Linked DNA regions of Homo sapiens: region 1 is linked to region 2. The links are chromatin contacts, found by Hi-C in ENCODE. All regions are on one chromosome and are shown on one strand. Each heading gives the region's core, a stretch centred on a gene start or an enhancer-like site at or near the end of the contact. The rest is flanking DNA. Distances are from core to core; before and after follow the strand shown. Region 1 overlaps MEF2C-AS1 (MEF2C antisense RNA 1). Region 2 overlaps LINC01949 (long intergenic non-protein coding RNA 1949).

Region 1 (3,989 bases), core at 469-2,968, 2.1 Mb after region 2:
GTATGAGGCACACAGAAGAGAATGAACATCACCCACATGCCTTTCATATATTTATAACTTCCCATTTCATGGTCAAAACCAAAAACATCTTGACAGTAGCTACTGGAGTGGGTAACTTGACTTGGTGGGTTTCCCCGAGTCTGAAACTTTATGTCAATAGTTTGATGGCAGAGATACATGGTAGTGTCTCCTTTATAACCAAAGGGACTTGTTAAATAGATGCAATAAAAGCTTACAGAAATACATAAGGCATTATTAAGTCATGCATTTCTTATACGTAAAAACTTCTGATCTTATTGTTTATTTTAGAAACTTCATGCAAATGGGAAGAAATTGGGCTGAATGCATTCACATAGTATAAGATACTATTTAAAGAGAGAGGATAGGCAAACATGAAACTGAAATTTTCATAACAAAGAAAAAGATAAAAGAAAATAGTTACCCTTTGTTTAGTCTCTGTTAGAGAACAAATACTCATAATTAAACTGTAACTGGAATCAAAATGTAGTTTGGGATAAACAACCTAACTGGCCTCCAAGATAAATTACAGTACTCATTTCTCTATTGTTGGTTTGTTTTCTCCAGTTTCACCAGGAAGCAGGACTGTGGGGATTCTGTACTTGTATGTCACCACTAAGCAGCTTCTTTCATGCCAACAAGCTTAGTAACTTGTTTGAGTCTGGCCACTTGCACACCATCTGGAACTACTTCACATTCTTATTACAAAAAAGAGAAAGAGAAAAAAAGAATGCATGATGCTGCTGTGTTGCCTTTCATTTGTAGAGTTTGCTGGGCATCTTCCTGACTCAGGTGTTCATTCCTCCTGGAGTCACCCAACCAACCATAATATAGCTGACATTAGGTTCAACCACAGAATTAGTCCCTAGAAATATGTGAGTTCTGAATCTTGTGACATTCCTCTAGATTTCCAAGAAAAAAAATGTAGTTTTATTTTTAAACATTTAATTTTCAGTCTTTTGTGGGTTTCAATTTGTATTCCTCAATTTGCTGTAATTCTTCTGAAGATATAACCAATTTGTGAGGAAATCTGACCAAGGAAGTTTGTTCTAAAGGAGAAACAGCTTACATGGTATGTGTTTTGGCTTATAGTTTGCCATGGGTTGGGATGGAGTGTAGGTAGGGTGGGGGTGAGATAGGGAGAGGGTGAACAATGTGTCCATAGAGAGCTGAAGCTCTATTTTAATCAGGGATACCCCTTTCACCAAAATGTTTGTCGGTGCTCTACTAGTTATTCGTTTCTTAGGATAAACTAAAATGAAGAAACTAATAAAAAAGGTTCTTAGGTTAAAGCTTCATCTGTTTAAAATTTGTGGAAAACATATCTATTCATGACTTTATAAAATGCAAAAGTTTTAATACACACTTAATATTTTGATCTATAACTAACATTGAATAGTTTAATACAGAAAAAGAAAACTTTTGATTATATAGTGCTTATAGTGTAAAGAAACCTCCAAGTACTCTCTTTGAAAATTATTAACCTTAACTCTCCTGCCAGATTTTATGATTGTTTCATTTTCATACCGTTGCAAAGAAAAGAAGAGACCTTCTTTCTTGTTGACCTCCCTAGAGTAGGGGGTCAGTAATTAAGGCACACGTGCCAAACAGGACCCAAGGACTTATTTTCATTGGCATTCATGCTAGTAGACTCCTCTTGAGAGAATAATCACCAGCTGCATTTTGCAACATGTGAGAATGTGTGGGTGGAATAACCACTTCCCCACTTATCTTTTGCTAGTCTCAATATCACTATGCCCCACCTGGCTCACGAGAAGAACAGGTGCTACAAGCTAGGCTCACCACTTGTTTAAAGGATGTTAACCCCCAGCTGGGCCCACAGCCCGGTACTTGGTCCATTATCAGAATATGGGAGGTGTTGTAAAGTGAGAAAAATAAAACCAGTATTTATTGAGCAGTTTATACCTGTGAGACAGTCTTTATAATCTTCAGAGAAGTTAAAGAACTTTTCCAGGATGACAGAGTCACAACAAGTTTGGGTGATTTGAACCTATAGCTTCTAATTCCAAAGTCTATTATAATTTCACTATATATATTTCCATGTCTTCCTAGAAGAAAACAGCTATTATTTTTCAGAAGAAATATCTTAAACTGTTATCCTCAGAAAGCAGTGTTCCAAAGGCTGATAATTTGTCATAAAAGAAGTGTGTTGTGATAAACTGTTTGGAGATCTGTGAGTTAAAATTCAATCTCTCCCCACATAGACTTCTTGGAGCCTTTAGTATGTAAAAATGCATTGAGAATCTTTGAGAGAGATCAGGATGGCTAACTTATTTTCATGTGATGCATCTGTTAATACCTCCTTGAATCTGTATGCTACTGAATGGCATGGGAACTGCTTTGAAATGTCTAGGAAGTCCATTCCACTTATCATGGGTGAAAAATGACTTTGTGCATTTGGATAATAATTATAAATGATATTAAAATAATCATTTGTGATATGAAAAAATAGAATAGAGAAAGATTATTTATCTATGCACTACAAAACTTATTAGTTGAGTTTGAGGTGACCTATTTATTTGATATTTGAATGTGACATCTTTATTTTCTCAACAAAATTTTAATTGGCAATGTGTTCTCATGGCAACAAAACTTATCACAATTCCAAACAAAGAATGAATGTGTAAGGACTAAAGAAAGCTTTTTGTGAATACTGTTCTACTTGCAGGAAACTGTTAATTTATTATTAAAAGACAATTTTTAGTGCCTACAATAAGCCATCCATGGTAGTAGATGTAGAGAAGAACTTAACATGGCCTTTGAGGGCCTCATTGCCTAAATGGAGAAACAAGTTTACTACAACAAATAAAACAAGCTCCTTTTGAGAGAAAGTATCAGCCTATGTTCCCAAACTAGCCCATATCAGCTGCCTATATTACATAGCCAATTCAATGGTAACATTATTCTTGTGGCCTGCTGAGGATTCAGTAGAAGTCAAAATTTGTCATGAGTTTTCTGTGTTTGAGGCAAAAAATATTCCTCGCTCCCAGTGTTCTTGGTCATTAATGATCTTTGTAAAAATTTTGATCAGCCAGCTATTGGTTTGTAGGCTTTTTGTACCCCACCCTGAAAGGTATAGGTGCTCCTTCATCTATCCCTGGGACCTGGGTGTGGATGAGGAGCCCAGCCTGTTGTACCTGATAGCTGGCTGCAGACTGTCCTCAGAGATCTTTGCTTAGGAACACTGGATCCCACTTCTGTTTTCTTATATTCTACTCTTCCCTCTGCTCCCTCATGAATTTGATTTTGTGGATACCCAGTGCCTTATTTGGTAATAATACCAAATACCCCTAATTTTTCTACTGTATTCTTTCTTACATGTCATTGCATGCTTTGTTTATGGCAGGGTAACCTGTACCAACACCCAGCTTATAGACACAAACCTATACACAGAGAACTAGGGAGGACTGAAAAAACCCTTAAGAAGAAAACCTTAACTCTGTCTGGAAGGTCAAGAAAATATCAATGAGACCGTTTAAGCAGTCTTGGGAAATGAATGAGAATTGTGATAGGTAACACTGAGGGTGGTAGTTGGAAAGAAGACATTCTAGACTGAATGAACACCTTATGTAAAAACACACAGTGAGAGTGGTGAACAGCAAAACTGTTATATGACTAGAACATAGAATGTTAAGGTAGGATGTGGTTGAACATGCCAAAAAGTGTGCATAAACACATGGACATTAAATATCAAAAAGATTTTATATAGAAGTAACAAATCATATATAAATCTTAGTAATTTTACTCTGGCATTGACTTAGAGGGTACAAATTGAAGGTAGGTATGCCCTTATTTGAGAAATTATGTGAGTCTGAACTTAACAGTTGAACCAAGATTGTACTACAAACATTATGATGTAAACATTAGAAAACAGGATTTTTTTTTGCTTTGATCAAAATTGTATATTCAGCACCCAGAAGAGTACTTGGCACATAAATTGAATGACTGGA
Region 2 (4,179 bases), core at 1,281-3,780:
AGAGGAGTTGGGTTTGGCAATGCAGAGACTGTGGGAGACCTTGACAAAGGTCCACCTCACTGCAGAGGTGGAAACAGAAGCTACATTAGAATGGGGTGAATAATTAATTGGAAGAAAGAAAGTGGTGATAGTGAACATTGATAACATGTTTAAGATGTTAAATAGAAGAATTAAAAGTAATAGGGCAGTATCCAGAAAATAAGATGGAATCAACAGAAGTGTGTTTACTTTTTTTTTTTTTTAACATGGGGCATGTCAGATACGTTAATAGGTATGATCTAACAGAAAGGGTGAGAGTGATGCTGCTAGATAGAGGAGCAGAGGAGCAAATACTCCTAGTCCATGACAAGCAAGAGGGGATTAAATCCAGAGAAAAATAGGAAGATTTGCATTTGATAATGGCAGAGATATTTCCTTCACTGTAACAAAAAGGACAAAGTTTCTGTTTGGTTAGATTTCGTGTGGGAAGATGAGGGAGTTTACCTTCAATGTTTTCTATTTTCTTTTCCCTTTTCTTTCTTTTTTTTCTTCTGCTTCTTCTTTTTTTTTTTTTTTTTTTTTTTTTTTTTTTTTTTTTTTGAGACAAGGTATCACTTTGCTGCACAGGTTGAAGTACAGTGGTACAGTCATGGCTCACTGTAGCCTTCACAAACCCAGTCATTTGGACTCCTAGGTTCAGGCAATCCTCCTGCCTCAGCCTCCAGAGTAGCTGGGACTATAGGCATGCTTCACCATGCCTGGCTAATTTTTTTTTTTTTAAATAGGGACATGATCATGCTATGTTGACCAGGCAGGTCTGGAACTCCTAGGCTCAAGCAATCTTCCCACTTTAGCCTCCCAAAATGCTGGGATCACAGGCTTGAGTCACTGTGCCCAGCGGATACCTTCTGTTTTCTCAGTTAAGCAGGGAAGGTGTGTGAAGGGTGAAGTGCAGGTTTTCAACTGTCATCTGAGAAAGTCAAAAGCAAATCTGCTAGAAAAACATACAAGAATGGTAGGCAGTATTGAATGGCTAGTTGAAGTTTTTGTGATGAATTTCAAGTGTTATCAGTCACCCTAGTATTTTCTACCAATGTTAAGCTACTGAAGTTCAAACAAGGAAAACAGTAGTTTGCAGATTACAATAGGGCTAAAGAACTGCAGCAATGGAAGACTCAGGTAAATGAATTAGAAGAACAGGAGGTGATGGTCATAAAGTAGGATGCTTCAAATAAAGAATTACCAGGTGGTTTCATTAGTGGTGATAAGTTCCAGTGGTCTTGTGATAGGTGGCAAAGGTGGGATAGAGGAAAACATTGAAAGAGGAGAGGTCAAGGAATAGAGAAGCTAAAGTTCAGAGTGTTTCTTCTACATGGTTCTTGGAATCACTAAGAACAATGACAGGAATGAAGATGTACAGGAAGGCAGTGAGTCAGTAGTTGAAGTATTAAGTGAATGAAGAGAAATGATTAGGAAGGTAGATAGGAATTACCGCCAAGAAGTCATGGGTAGTAAAACCGGATAGGAAAACACAGAGTACTTGATCAGCTAAGATTGGAAGGATATTGTCCTAAAGACAATGTATCATGGCTCTTTATATATATATATTTGTTTATATTTATATATAATATATGATATATATTTATATATAATACATATTTATATATAAATATGTATTTTAAATATATTTATTTATATTATATATATCATATATATTCAGTTACATACATATGTGACTATGAATAACTCTACAATGTGTTTTCATTTTTTAATCATATGCTCTTATCAATCAAGGATTCTGAGCATATAATATTTATAAATCACAAATATGCTACTCTGCAGATAGTTATTACAAAAGAAATTTTATAGGATTAAATATATACATCAAATAAACTAAGCCTAATATTTCAAACATCTTTACTCTCACTAGAAAATTATTAATCATTTTATAATTGAAAATACTTTATTTTTAAAAACCTTGATTTAAACTTTGGAATCAAGTGATTTGAAAGTCCGGTACTAAGTTTAGTTTACATCAGTACATGATTTTAATGATTTTCCTAACTGAAAAAGAAACCTCACAAAAACATTTGTGTGCAAATGAAATGTATCTCTGGCTGTGTTTACCAAATTCTGATACTCATTTTTTAATCCTACTTAGCAACTATACAAAAGTTTTCATAACTTTCATATAATAAATATCAATTTATCCTGATGTCACTAAACTTTTCTATAAACTAATAAAAAGTTATAATATTCTTATGTAATAAATGAATTTAAAACTCACTGAATTCTTTATGTGAAAGATTTAGAATAAATTAGAAAAATCTTGTTAGGCATGCTGATAAGGGGATTTTAAAGAAGCTGTAATAATTTTTAGCTGTATCACTTAAAAATGGAAAATTTTTCAGTTTATATTCAAAATGCCCTTTTCATAGCACAAATTTCTTTCAAAAACAAGATACTTTTTAATAATTGCTAAAATACTATTTTTTTTATCTGTGAGAGATTAAATATAAGGACTGTTTTTGTTGTTTGAGACAGGATCTGGCTCTGTTGCCCAGGCAACAGTTGTGCAGTGATACAATCTTGGCTCACTGAAACCTCTACCTCTTGGGCTCAGGCAATCTTCCCACGGCTCACTGAAACCTCTACCTCTTGGGCTCAGGCAATCTTCCCACGGCTCACTGAAACCTCTACCTCTTGGGCTCAGGCAATCTTCCCACCTCAGTTTCCTAAGCAGCTGGGACTACAGGCGTGCACCACCACACCTGGCTAGTTTTTATATTTTTGGTAGAGATGAGGTTTCGCCACATTACCCAGGCTGATCTCAAACTCCCAAGCTCAAAGGATCCACCCGCCTGAATCTCCCAAAATGCTGGGATTACAGGTGTAAGCCACTGTGCCTGGCCAAGGTTTTTTGTTGTTGTTGTTGTTTGGTTTGTTTGTTTGTTTTTCTTTCTATAAAGCTGCTTGGTAAAATACATACTTAGAACAATTGGGTTTTTTGTGTGTGATGGAAAATGACTCACACATCTTGGCCTCACTAGTCTTTGGGGACTCTGTGTACTTATTCCAACAGCCATTGCAGCAACATACAGGTATGTGTGACTTGTGTGACTTCACAAGGTACAAACTGCTAGCACCTCTCCTCCCATCCTGGGATTCTCTTTTAATGCTAAGGCATAAGATGCCACCACATGATTCCTTGGCATTCACATATGTACAAGTCCAAAATGTGGGAGAATCAAAGCTCCATGGGGTGAAACTTTGTATTAGTTAGGGTTTTCCAGAGAAACAGGACTATTAGGTTGGTGTAAAAGTAATTGCGGTTTTTGCCATTACTTTTAGTGGTAAAACCACAATTACTTTTGCACCAACCTATAATAGGGGTGTGTGTGTGCATGTGTGTACACATAAAGAGAGATGTATTATAAGAAATTAGTAAGAAATTAGCTCATGAGATTATGCTAAGATGTCCTATGTTCTGCCATTTACCTGGAGACCCAGGAAAGCCATTGTGGTATTGTGAAATATATATCTGGTCTTCTTCCCTGTTTCCTGGCATACAGATACTAAAACCCTTAGAATTTCAGAAATGATGGATTATCTTTTGTATGTTAATGAGATAACCAGTAGGTGTGGAACCCTAGATAGCTTCAGGATGGGAGCTGGTTGCCAGAAAGACCAAGACATAATTAGAGGATTGAGACTTTCAGCCCTAACCTATGGAGAAGGGAGAGGGGCTGAAGATTGAGTTGGCCATCAACAATGGCCAATGATATAATCAATCATGCCTATGCAATGAAGCCACCATAAAAACTCAAAAAGGCAGAGTTTGGAACAGCTTCTGGGTAGCTGAACATGTGAAAGTTTCTGGAAAGTAATGTGCCAGTGAGAGCATGAAAGCTCCATGTCCCTTCTTCCATACTTTAATCTATACACTTTTCCATCTGGTTGTTCATCTGTATTTTTTATAATGTCCTTCATAATAAGTGGGTAAATGTAAGTGTCTCCCTGAGTTATGTGAGAACCTCTAGTAAGTTAACAGAAACTGAGAAGGAGAGTCATGGGAACCCTGATTTATGGCTGCTCTGTCGGAAGCACAGGCCACAACCTGGGGCTTGCAGTTGGCATCTGAAGTGGAGGACACTCTTGGGGGACTGAGCACTCAACCTGTGGGGTCTGATGTTATCTCCA

What was found. A loop is a pair of places that touch in the nucleus more often than their neighbours do. Pooled maps may share reads with other maps.
Region 1: a pooled map shows a loop between it and region 2 (16-fold over the local background). The contact joins two enhancer-like sites. A Hi-C loop is called at or near these places in 2 of 50 pooled maps.

What each region holds. Positions count from the first base shown.
Region 1 is chr5:89,342,138-89,346,126 of GRCh38, forward strand. The region is part of intron 7 of MEF2C-AS1 (MEF2C antisense RNA 1); the gene reads left to right. Among named protein-coding and RNA genes, the nearest start is that of LINC02161, 240 kb to the right of the region's middle. RefSeq lists an enhancer at 704-753. Within about 2 kb of position 1,719, at least 3 of the 41 ENCODE cell types and tissues checked have a DNase peak (open chromatin) inside an H3K27ac peak, as active enhancers do.
Region 2 is chr5:87,228,566-87,232,744 of GRCh38, forward strand. All of the region lies in intron 2 of LINC01949 (long intergenic non-protein coding RNA 1949), which reads right to left. The region is part of intron 2 of LOC101929380 (a long non-coding RNA gene); the gene reads left to right. Among named protein-coding and RNA genes, the nearest start is that of LINC01949, 8.5 kb to the right of the region's middle. RefSeq lists an enhancer at 2,514-2,883. Within about 2 kb of position 2,531, at least 2 of the 41 ENCODE cell types and tissues checked have a DNase peak (open chromatin) inside an H3K27ac peak, as active enhancers do.